2 separate regions of the Homo sapiens genome follow, and region 2 is linked to region 1. Evidence: chromatin contacts called from ENCODE Hi-C or POLR2A ChIA-PET data. All regions are on one chromosome and are shown on one strand. Each heading gives the region's core, a stretch centred on a gene start or an enhancer-like site at or near the end of the contact. The rest is flanking DNA. Distances are from core to core; before and after follow the strand shown.

Evidence for each region. Hi-C counts contacts between places; a loop is a spot of excess contacts on that map. ChIA-PET counts read pairs that join two places held with the same protein, here RNA polymerase II (POLR2A). Pooled maps may share reads with other maps.
Region 2: a loop to region 1 is called in a pooled map, with 2.1 times the contacts of the local background. The contact joins two enhancer-like sites. A Hi-C loop is called at or near these places in 18 of 168 maps with a recorded cell type or tissue (B cell, Calu3, GM12878 and 15 more), 14 of 37 single-sample maps with no recorded cell type and 21 of 50 pooled maps. POLR2A ChIA-PET finds 5 or more read pairs at or near these places in 8 of 52 experiments (AG04450, CD4-positive, alpha-beta T cell, CD8-positive, alpha-beta memory T cell and 5 more).

What each region holds. Positions count from the first base shown.
Region 1 is chr15:77,988,356-77,993,340 of GRCh38, forward strand. It overlaps LOC91450 (a long non-coding RNA gene), which reads right to left. Exons shown (of 1, transcript NR_026998.1): 1 at 4,878-4,985. It also overlaps the pseudogene ADAMTS7P3. Among named protein-coding and RNA genes, the nearest start is that of TBC1D2B, 87 kb to the right of the region's middle. RefSeq lists a silencer at 2,439-2,528. Within about 2 kb of position 2,087, at least 6 of the 41 ENCODE cell types and tissues checked have a DNase peak (open chromatin) inside an H3K27ac peak, as active enhancers do; they include right lobe of liver, where a contact is called at or near this core.
Region 2 is chr15:78,046,441-78,051,425 of GRCh38, forward strand. The region is part of intron 2 of TBC1D2B (TBC1 domain family member 2B); the gene reads right to left. Among named protein-coding and RNA genes, the nearest start is that of TBC1D2B, 29 kb to the right of the region's middle. RefSeq lists a silencer at 881-960. Within about 2 kb of position 3,736, at least 14 of the 41 ENCODE cell types and tissues checked have a DNase peak (open chromatin) inside an H3K27ac peak, as active enhancers do; they include right lobe of liver, where a contact is called at or near this core.

The sequences.
Region 1 (4,985 bases), core at 837-3,336:
GTTCTTCAGATATTTCCCCGGGCTGGGGCGTGGGTCTGATGCCTTTCCCGCCACATGCCTCACAGGGTCACACCCGTGGGCCTGCACGTGGGTGTCTTGGTCCCCAGTGCTCGCGCAGCTGCGGTGGAGGTTCCTCAGTGCAGGACGTGCAGTGTGTGGATACACGGGACCTCTGGACACTGCAGCCCTTCCATTGTCAGCCCGGGCCTGCCAAACCGCCTGCACACCGGCCCTGCGGGGCCCAGCCCTGCCTCAGCTGTTACACATCTTCCTGGAGGGAGGTGAGGCCTGGGGGTTCAGATCGGGGGAGGGGATGCCCTCAGACCCTGGCTGTGCCCTGACTCCTTCCCTGCCCACCCAGTGCTCCGAGGCCTGTGGCGGTGGTGAGCAGCAGCATCTGGTGACTTGCCCGGAGCCAGGCCTCTGCGAGGAGGCGCTGAGACCCAACACCACCTGGCCCTGCAACACCCACCCCTGCACGCAGTGGGTGGTGGGGCCCTGGGGCCAGGTGAGCCGGGCTGTGGCGGGGAGCAGGGAGCAAGTGCTTGGTAGCACCTGGTCAGTCCTGGGTTGGGTGAAGGAGCTGTGGAGTGTGTGCTGTGAGCCAGGCTCTCTGTGGCCCCTGCACATGCAGCAGTGACTGGACAGCCCTGCCATGCTGGCGCTCACACCTGCCAGGGAAAAACGGACAAGGAAAGGGCACATGTGTTATGATGTCAGGGAAGGCCTTCTGAGGAGGGGCCTGGGGTTGAGACCCGAGGGGAGGAGTCAGTGATGCCAAGGACACGGAATCGAGGGGACAGCAGGTGTGAAGTCTGAGGCAGGAATGTCGAGCTTGGGGCGATCAGGGAGCCCAGCAAAGGCCAGCGGCAGAAGGGGGCGTTAAGAGGGGCCTCGGATGGGCAGGATACCTTCTGCTGGGCCTGTTTGGAACTGAGGGGTTCAGAAATCTCAGGTTTGGGCCCTGAGCTGGGTCCTGGAGTCAGCTGGGCCAGCGTTTGAGTCTTTGTCCCACTGGCTGCTGAGTGACTGGGCAGGTTGCTTTGCTTTGCTGGGTCACTGTTTTCTCATCTGTAAAATTGGAACAGCTTAGGAGAGGAGGGTCAGAAGGATTAAATGAAGGAACGTAATGAAGCACAGGGCTGGGCACAGCACGACACTGGCAGAGACTCAGCGCATGTTCAGGGCTGATAACAACGAAGCCTGGCGGGCTGGGCCCCGGCTGTGAAACTGTCTCCTGCCCTCCTGCCCATGGGCTGCGGCAGGTCCTCTGCCCTGTCCCTCGGGCACAGTGGTGTCTCGCCCACATCTCTGCCCACTGCTGCATCAGGGCTCCATCCCGGGGCCCCTGCCCAGGCTTCTCAGGCATGTCCTGTGTGAGGGGCTCACTGCCCTGCAGCCCCGAGGGCTGTCCCACGGTTCTCATGCCCCTTCCCTCTGCAGGAGCCAATCCCACAAGTGAGAGTGGGGTTCCGGCACCAAGTGGGCTCTAGGAATGGGACCAGGTCCTCCAGGAAGCACTGAGAGGGCGGCTGGGAGCAAGGCCAGGCCAGTCAGGCACAGGGCACAGGGACGGCTTCCCAGAGGAGGTGTCCCTGCCCCCACTGCTAGGGCTGGCCCTGGAGACAGTCATTCCTCCCCTGCTCCCCCCAGTGCTCAGCCCCCTGTGGCAGTGGCGTCCAGCGGCGCCTAGTCAAGTGTGTCAACACCCAGACAGGGCTGCCCGAGGAAGACAGTGACCAGTGTGGCCATGAGGCCTGGCCTGAGAGCTCCCGGCCGTGTGGCACCGAGGATTGTGAGCCCATCGAGTCTCCCCGTGAGTCCCCTGACCCCAGGCTCCCTGCTGAAGTGAGGTAGGGTGGGGAGGGTGATGGGGAAATGGTGTCGTCAAACCATTGTGCCCACGGCACTGGCTGGTTCCATCTGTAGTCTGGGCTCAGGAGCCACATGGCCACTGAAAATCCTGATGCCACAGGATGCCTTGCCGGAGGCTGGGCTGTGCTGGGAGTCAGTCAAGGGGTGTCCCAGCCACACAACATCCTGCAGGCAGCTGTCTGGCCTCAGGGGAGAAGAGGGAGTGGCCCTGGCCCCTGAGTTGCTGTGTGAACCTGGGTAAGCTCTTTCTCCTCTAGGTCTCAGTCTTCCCACAGTGAAGCCAGGGATGGCCCTGAGGCTGTGTGAAAACAGCCTGGGTGAGACCCTGTCCTTAACCCTGATCTTAACCCTGACCTATCTATTCCCTGGCTAGAGGACTGCCTAGAGTGAGCAATAGAACCACATGAAGGGCCTCCCTCCCCTGCCCCCAACATGCGCGCGCACACACACACACACACACACACACACACACACACTTCCTCCAGCTGCAGCTGCTCCCAGCAGTGCTGAGGGCAGGAAACGGGGTGGCCCTGGAGTGTCACCTGGGATCCCCTCACCAGCTGTGTGGCCTTGGGCTCCCATTTCCCTCTCAGGGCCTTCATGTGCTGAATAAAGGGGCTGCCAAGCCCCATCCTTGCATAAATGAGGTCTGGGCATGAAGGGCACAGCACTGCGTGGGCATCCAGGTGGTGCTCAGGGAAGGCAGCTTTCTCCCCTCCCCCACAGCCACTGTCATCCCCAATTGCAAGGTCAGGGAGAGGGCCTGGGGCTGACCCTGCCAGTCCAAGGAATCCAGAAACTGTGGCATGAACAGCTGCGTCCCCTGTGCTATTGGCTGGCTGCTCCCTGACCCTAGAAAAGAGTCCTCAGCCAGGGCACTCACGCTGACATTCGGGGCCTCCTGCGATCTCCCCGGTCTGCCTTCTCCGCTTGTCCAACGCAGCCTTCTTTACCTGCACCGGCTCCTGGGCAGCCCTCATTCGGGCTCAGAGTGGCCCCTGCCATGCCTCGCTGCCCTGCCTCTGGCAGGGGTGGCCTTCCTGCCTCAAACCCCATTACCTCAAGGTCCAGTGGCAGTGCCCCCACCCTGTCCTGCCTGCCCTCAGCACGCACCCAGCCAGCATCTCAGAGCACTCCTATGTGCTGCCTGAGCTGGGTGCTGGCACCACGTCTCTCACCTTTATGGCTAGGGCTGGCCACAGGGAGCGGGGTGGTTATGATCCCAGTGGGGGAGGACCAGATGGGGCAGAGAACAGAAACTGAGGCCCCTGGGGGCCTAGAACCAAGGACGGATGGCCCAGGAGGCTCTGGGCTTGCAAGGTCTCCCAGGGGCGGGTGTGAGTGGGCTGCAGGGAGTGGGCTATGGGGGCTGGTTAGGTGGCTGAACTAGAAGCTGTCCTAAGTGAGTTTTCTGCCATCAGTGAACAGTGGAGGGGGGCTGGGAAGGTGTCCTGGACTTTGAGATCTGGAATTCCCAGATGTTCTGCTGGTCTGTGGGACAGTTGGTGGGACATGTGGAAAGCTGGGAAACGCGTGTGTGTGTGCTCACTGCAGTGACACAGCATGGCCATATCCGTTTGCTGTGGAGGTGGGGTTGACAGAGGAGAGAACCGAGGCCCAAGAGGTGAAGCAGCTTGTCTGAGGTCACCCCGGGCGACCAGGATGCAGGCCTGCAGATGTGCACTTTGGAGCTCTGCCTGGAGCTGGGGTGGAGGAGCCTGCCTGCTGCCTCGTGCCCTCTGCCGGGCCTGGGGGATGTCCCAGGCCCAGGGCTGGCTGCTGTCCTCCTGCTCCTCTTGCTGGAGTAAGCAGGGCCTGGGGTTTGTTAGCAGCAGCGGCAGCAGCAGGAGCAAGGCTAGGAGGCTGGAAACAAGCCACATCCCAAAATAGCTCTGATAACCATGGGGCAGGAGGGCCCAGCCAAGCCTCAGCCCTGACAAGCACAGCCTGCAGCTGGCCTCCCTCCCCACTGGGCCTGGGCTCAGTCCCTGGTTTCCACTGATGGCCTGTAAGGCCCACTCACTCTAGGCTTTGTGGCCCACCTGAGAAGTGGGAGGCTGGCCTGGGAGATGGGACCCTGTGACTCAGAACCCGAGGCTGTGTACAGCCCCCGTGGCTGGAGGTGGTCACAGAGGCCTGGCAGGATAGGTGCACTGGAGCAGGGGGAGGTGGCGGGAGTGGACGGCAGAGGTTGCTGCAGGCTGGCAGGAGGCCCCTGGGACCTCAGTTCTGTGCCAGGATCTGTCGGGGAATACCAGGGGTGAGCAAGTATGGAGATGGGGTGGCAGGGTGTCACCCTGGGCAGGCTCTTTTATGGGCATGTGAGGGGGTCAGGGTGGGGTCTCAAGACCTTTCCTCCAGAAACTTCAGCCCAGCAGCGCCCGTTCTTGAATCCTGGGGTTGGCCATGAGCAGGTGGGACAGAAATAGCAACAGCTGGAGACGTGTGACCTTGAAACCGGGGCACTCTGCTTGGTGGGGAGCTGCTGGAGCCTCCTTAAGGTGGTTGGGGTGGGGAGCCAGGTTCTGATGCCCCCCCCGCCCCCCCACCCCCCCCAATCCCCCGCCCCCCCACTCCCCCCACTCCCCCCCACTCCCCCCCCACTCCACTCCCCCCCACTCCCCCCCCACTCCCCCCCACTCCCCCCACTCCCCCCACTCCCCCCACTCCAGGCTATAAGCGGGACCACCTGTCCTTCAGGTTCTGCGAGACGCTGCACCTAGTGGGCTGCTGCCAGCTGCCCACTGTCCGCACCCACTGCTGCCGCTCGTGCTCTCCGCCCAGCCACGGCGCCCGCTCCCGAGGCCATCAGCGGGTTGCCTGCCACTGACCGTGCCAGGATGCACAGACCGACCAACAGACCTCAGTGCCCACCATGGGCTGTGGCGGAGCTCCTGCCCCCTACGCCCTACGCCCTACGCCCTAATGGTGCTAACCCCCTCTCACTATCCAGCGGCAGGCTGGGGACCTCCTCCCCCCTCAAAAAAAGTATTTTTTTATTCTAACAGTTTGTGTAACATTTATTATGATTTTACATAAATGAGCATCTACCATTCCAAAGCACAGCATGACTTCATCTTGGATTTGGAGAATCTTAAAAGTGAGAAACT
Region 2 (4,985 bases), core at 2,486-4,985, 60 kb after region 1:
TCTCTTTCTGTGAAATCAGAATTGACTGCTGACCACTGATATTCAAGAAAAATTATTTTCTCTTTTTTTTTTTGAGATAGGGTCTCAGTGAACACGACTCACTGCAGCCTCAACCTCCCAGGCTCATGCAATCCTCTTGCTTCAGCCTACCAAGTAGCTGGGACTACAGGCACGCACGATGCCCAGCTAATTTTTGTATTTTTTTTTTCTTTTGTAGAGACAGGGTTTGCCATATTGCCCAAACTAGTCTTGAATGCCTGGGTTCAAGCAATTCTTCCACCTTGGCGTCCCAAAGTGCTGGGAATACAGGCATAAGCCACTGTACCCAGCCAAGAAAAATTCGTTTCTAATCAGAGAAGCACACAATCAGAGTCAGCAAGAACAGGTCTCTGGTAAAGGTCACTGAGCACTGGTAAAGGAAACAGAGAGCAGGCATTCCTGTGCTGCGCAGGCTTGGAGAGCAACGTCCTGAATGCCACATGATGGGCCTGCACTGTGTAGGCAGGTTCTGACTTGACCACAATCAGTGTAGGAAGGGCTTCAAGAACACACTGGGGAAGTATCTTGGGCATGGCATGAGTAAACAAGTGCTGTGTATCTATCAGGGTAATTTGGCTCTGGCCAGGAGAGTCAATGCATGGCTTACAGTAGGGTTCTGACTAAGAAAAGCAAGACGGTGTGCTGGGAACAGAAGAATTACAGACTTGGTAACAGAGTATACACTTTTTTTTTTTTTTTTTTGAGACTGGGTCTCACTCTGTCACTAAGGCCTGGAGTGCAGTGGTGTGATCACGGCTCACTGCAGCCTCTTGAGTCAAGAGGCAAGAAGTTACAAATAACCACAGATTGCCAGTTCTTGGTTTTACTATCATGTATTAAGCACTAGGCACCGAGGGCACAACAACCAATGAGACAGAGCTTTCCCCGTAAAGGAGAACACATCCAGGAGAGAGACATAAGTAAAACAGTAACATGTCAAGCTCCAAGTCACTACAGAATAAATACATTGAGTCGTTGGGATCCAGACCCTTCCTGTGAGTCTTAGGGTTCCAGGAGATGCCTGGGGGACTTCTAGAGGGAAAAGAGGATGGGGGCCCCATGCTCAGCTTCATCCTCAGCAGTTCCTCCTTCACTCTTTTATATACTAGGGTTGCCTTTAAGATTTCATTTGGAAAAGAGGTTCCAGTAAACAAAAGAAAAAAAAGTTCAAACACCACTAATCCAGTCCAGTCTCCCTACCTACTTTCTCCATCAGGACACTAGAGTCCAGAGCCAGGGCCAGAACCCAGACACCTGCCCCTGCAGTATACAAATATTGCAAGGCAGGTAGAGATGAGTGTACCTACTAGAGAGCACAGTGTCTGGAGTGGGGGGCAGGGGGTGCTCAATGTTGGTGACACCATGTGTCAGTCTACAGGCACATGGGGTAAAGGTGCAGCTCAAACTCCTTTACTTCAAAGGCTGGTCTTACAATCATCATCACAATTCTAAGCCAAGTCAGGAAATAAACACAACAAACTGTACAGATTTCTGTTACAGGCTGAGTCCAGCCTCTTCTTCCTGTGTGGGCTAGTAGCAAGGTGATGAACGGCCCCTCTGCGAGACTGGACTGTCAAATGCTCATGTGGCAAAGTGCCTATTACCAAGAAAACCCCAGGCCTTGCAGCAACCCACAGCCCATACTGGAAATACTTCCTGAGGAACTCAGAGGCCCCAAGGAGGGGTGGAGAAAAGGGACCAGAGACCAGGGAGGAACACGTTGGAGGAAAATTTCTAAAAGTAATTATCTGACTTGAAAAAGAAGCTCTTTTCCAGCTTAATACATTTTTGCTGTTACTGTTATTTTTGTCTGGTTTTTGGTTTTTAAGAGACCACGTGAGATTTACTTAATGAAAAGCAGAGCTGCTGGCTTCTCCTCAATACATGTCCTAACATTAGCATGCAGGAAACCGCCTCAAGGAGGACACTAAGGGAAAACACAAACTAGGACATGGCAACATTTCCTCGAAGATTTTAAGAGGCTGGACTAGTGTTCATGAACATGTCTTTTGTCTTACAGCTTCAGTGGGGAAAGAAAGTCTGTGCCTGACGGTTTTTGGTGTTTAGACCTCTGTCTTTTTTAAACATTTTCAAATGCCTAAATGAAAACTCTGAGGGAGTTTCCGACTGCATTGTTCCCATTTCCTAGGTTCTGATTCCAGCACTGCCTCTAAATCCAGTGTGAACCCGGGCAGTCTCAGCCTCCCTGGTCTCCAAGAGCCCTTCCCACTTACTGCATTCTAACACATGATGCTCAAAGTCTCCTCCTAATGGGACTCCCCGCACAGGGGCGGCTCCTGCCTACAACCGGACTGCCTCAGTGAGTCTTCCCTCTCCTCTCCTGCTGTCTCAGTCAGGCCTAGGTGCTCCGCCAGCAACCTCTGCAGAGCACAGAACTGTGTACAGTGGGAGAATTCTCATAAAACTCAACCCAGGCTTGCAGCTGCATCCAAGAAAGGAGAAAAGAACACTGGGAAAGGGTTGTACCCATATGCATCAAAGCACACAGCAAACGAAAGTCTGGGTGTCAACACTGGGAGTTGGAGGAAGACAGGGTGGGTTTAATCTGAAAAAAATTTTTTTATTTATCAATGTGAGTTTTAATACAGATTGTGAAGGACCCAGTCAGGAGGAATAGAAATATCTTCCAAGTGAGGACATAGCATACATCTAAGTACCAGAAAAAAGGGGCAGCCAACCACCAGGTCCTGAGAGGCCCCAGGATGGGCCAGTCCATATGTCTGGTTAATTGCTCATTTGCCTGTCCCCTACCCCCATCAAGGACACAACTCTGTGAGAACTGAACCTCTATCTGATTTGCTAACAGCTGCATATCCAACACCTAGCATAGAGGAGTGACTTAATAAATATTGGTTAAATGACCAAATTAATCCATAAAAGACAAGAACTTGCTAACATGGCATGGGACAAAAGGCCAATTGGGCAGAAGGCAGCAAAGGCCCCTGCAGTTCTTGAGTGGGTTTATACTCATCATACTTCCTGACTTTCCTCTCTCCTGCCACCTTGCCTCTGACAGATGCCCTGAATTGGGGTGGGGGTTTCCCTGGGGTGGGGGTTTCCCTCTTTTCCTTTCCCATTCCTCCCTGTTCTCCTGCAATCTGGCTCAGCCACCACCCCACCCCCATTCACAGCCACATCAATCCCTGTATTCACCTGCACCAAGTCCCACCAAATCTAGGCTGAGGATGTCTCTGCTGACACCAAATTGCAAGCCTGTTCCACATAGACTCCTTTCCAACCCTCTCTAGCAGGCTCCTCCGAGACAGAACTGCAATCTAACCCCACTCAGCATCTCCCTCACATCCTCCCTCCCACAGTCACATTCTTTCACAACCTGACTTTCACAGACTGGTTCAGAGAGCATCTTGCTTTACAGATGGGGAAATTATGATGTGCTCAAGGTCCCATAAGCTCTCCCCATGCTGCCTCTCAGATACAACACTGGTAACTACCATGACTGATACTTCACAAGAACGCATGGTATTTTGCAGCATTTTACAAGGATTACACAAAAGCACAGCTTCCTTGATCTCTGTATGGAATCACGACATTAAAGGATGATGTGTAATTCCTGTGGCACTGCCAACGCGGGGCCTGCATTCCACCTGATGGCTTTCCTTCTGGCAGCTCTCTACACCCTGCATCCTGCACCGAGAGCACTGCTCAGGCTGCCTGAGGACTGAAAGTTACAGCTACTCCTCCCACGCCATCCCCTTGCACACAAGCTGTTAAAAGTGTAACAGTTCAACTAACCAATGCAGCTGCTTCAGGGGAGGAAATGTGTGGTCATCCTTCAAACTGTCTTCACAATACAATTTTCTGCAAGAAATACCATCCATATTCAAACAGGCACTTGGGCATTTGAGCCTGCTATGACCATGAGTGCTTTAGTACTCATGAACTTTCAAGAAGTTTTTTAAAAAAGCAGGGTGTTGTTATCCCTGGCTTGTTTTCTTATTAGTTTATGTGGGGAATGAAGTAAACGGAATGTGCTAGACATACATCCTGTAATGAGGCTATTAGCCATTTATGGGCACCTCCTTTGGGTTCTAGCTACCTCATTCTCAACAGCTATAAAGGTTTATAGACACCTGATTGTATCTTTATGCAAATTACTCTTTTATGTTGAAACTAGGTCTTTATCTATCCAGACACAGAAGACAATGTAGAATGGTATTTGAGGCATGGCATGCCTTCAGAGGGCAGGCTACAAAATAGAGGGCAGACAGAACAGATACTGACTAATAATAAAGCTGCAAGTTCCAATCACACAGGAAAGTCTCTTACTCAACACAGATTCTAGAAAAAAAATTAATGTAAGCAACTATGTGACAGTGCTGGCTCCTTAATGAATATTCAATCCAGCTTTTCCTTACTTATAGACCTTGGTTTTGATCGTGGCCATATGCTCAGCTAAAATACTTGGCTTCCCAGACTCCTTCCAGCTAGGAATGGCCATATGACAGTTCCAGCCAATGATGCATAAGCCACAGGTTTCTGGGAAAGCATTCTCCTTTTGATGTAAGTGCCACCCCCAGGGGCAGCTAGCATGAGCAGGAAAGCTAATACACTCTAGCAATGGAAAATACAGAGTCAGAGACAGCTTGGGCCCTTCAGTGGCACTAGTGAGTAGCTATGCCAGCCACAAACTGCTTATCATGTGAGACAAATTACTCCCTATGTGTAAGTCCTTATTAGTAAGGTTTCCTGTTAATTACAACTAAACATAATGCTAACCCTTTCAAAATGATATCATCTCATATATATGTATACAATATATATGTGTATATACACATACATATGGCTCTTTACACTTAACAATGCAGTTTCCCATTTGATCTTTATAACAACTATGAAGAGGGGTGAACAAACTTCAATTCCCAGAGCCACAGTTTCCTAACCCTGTACTACAGGATACGTGACTT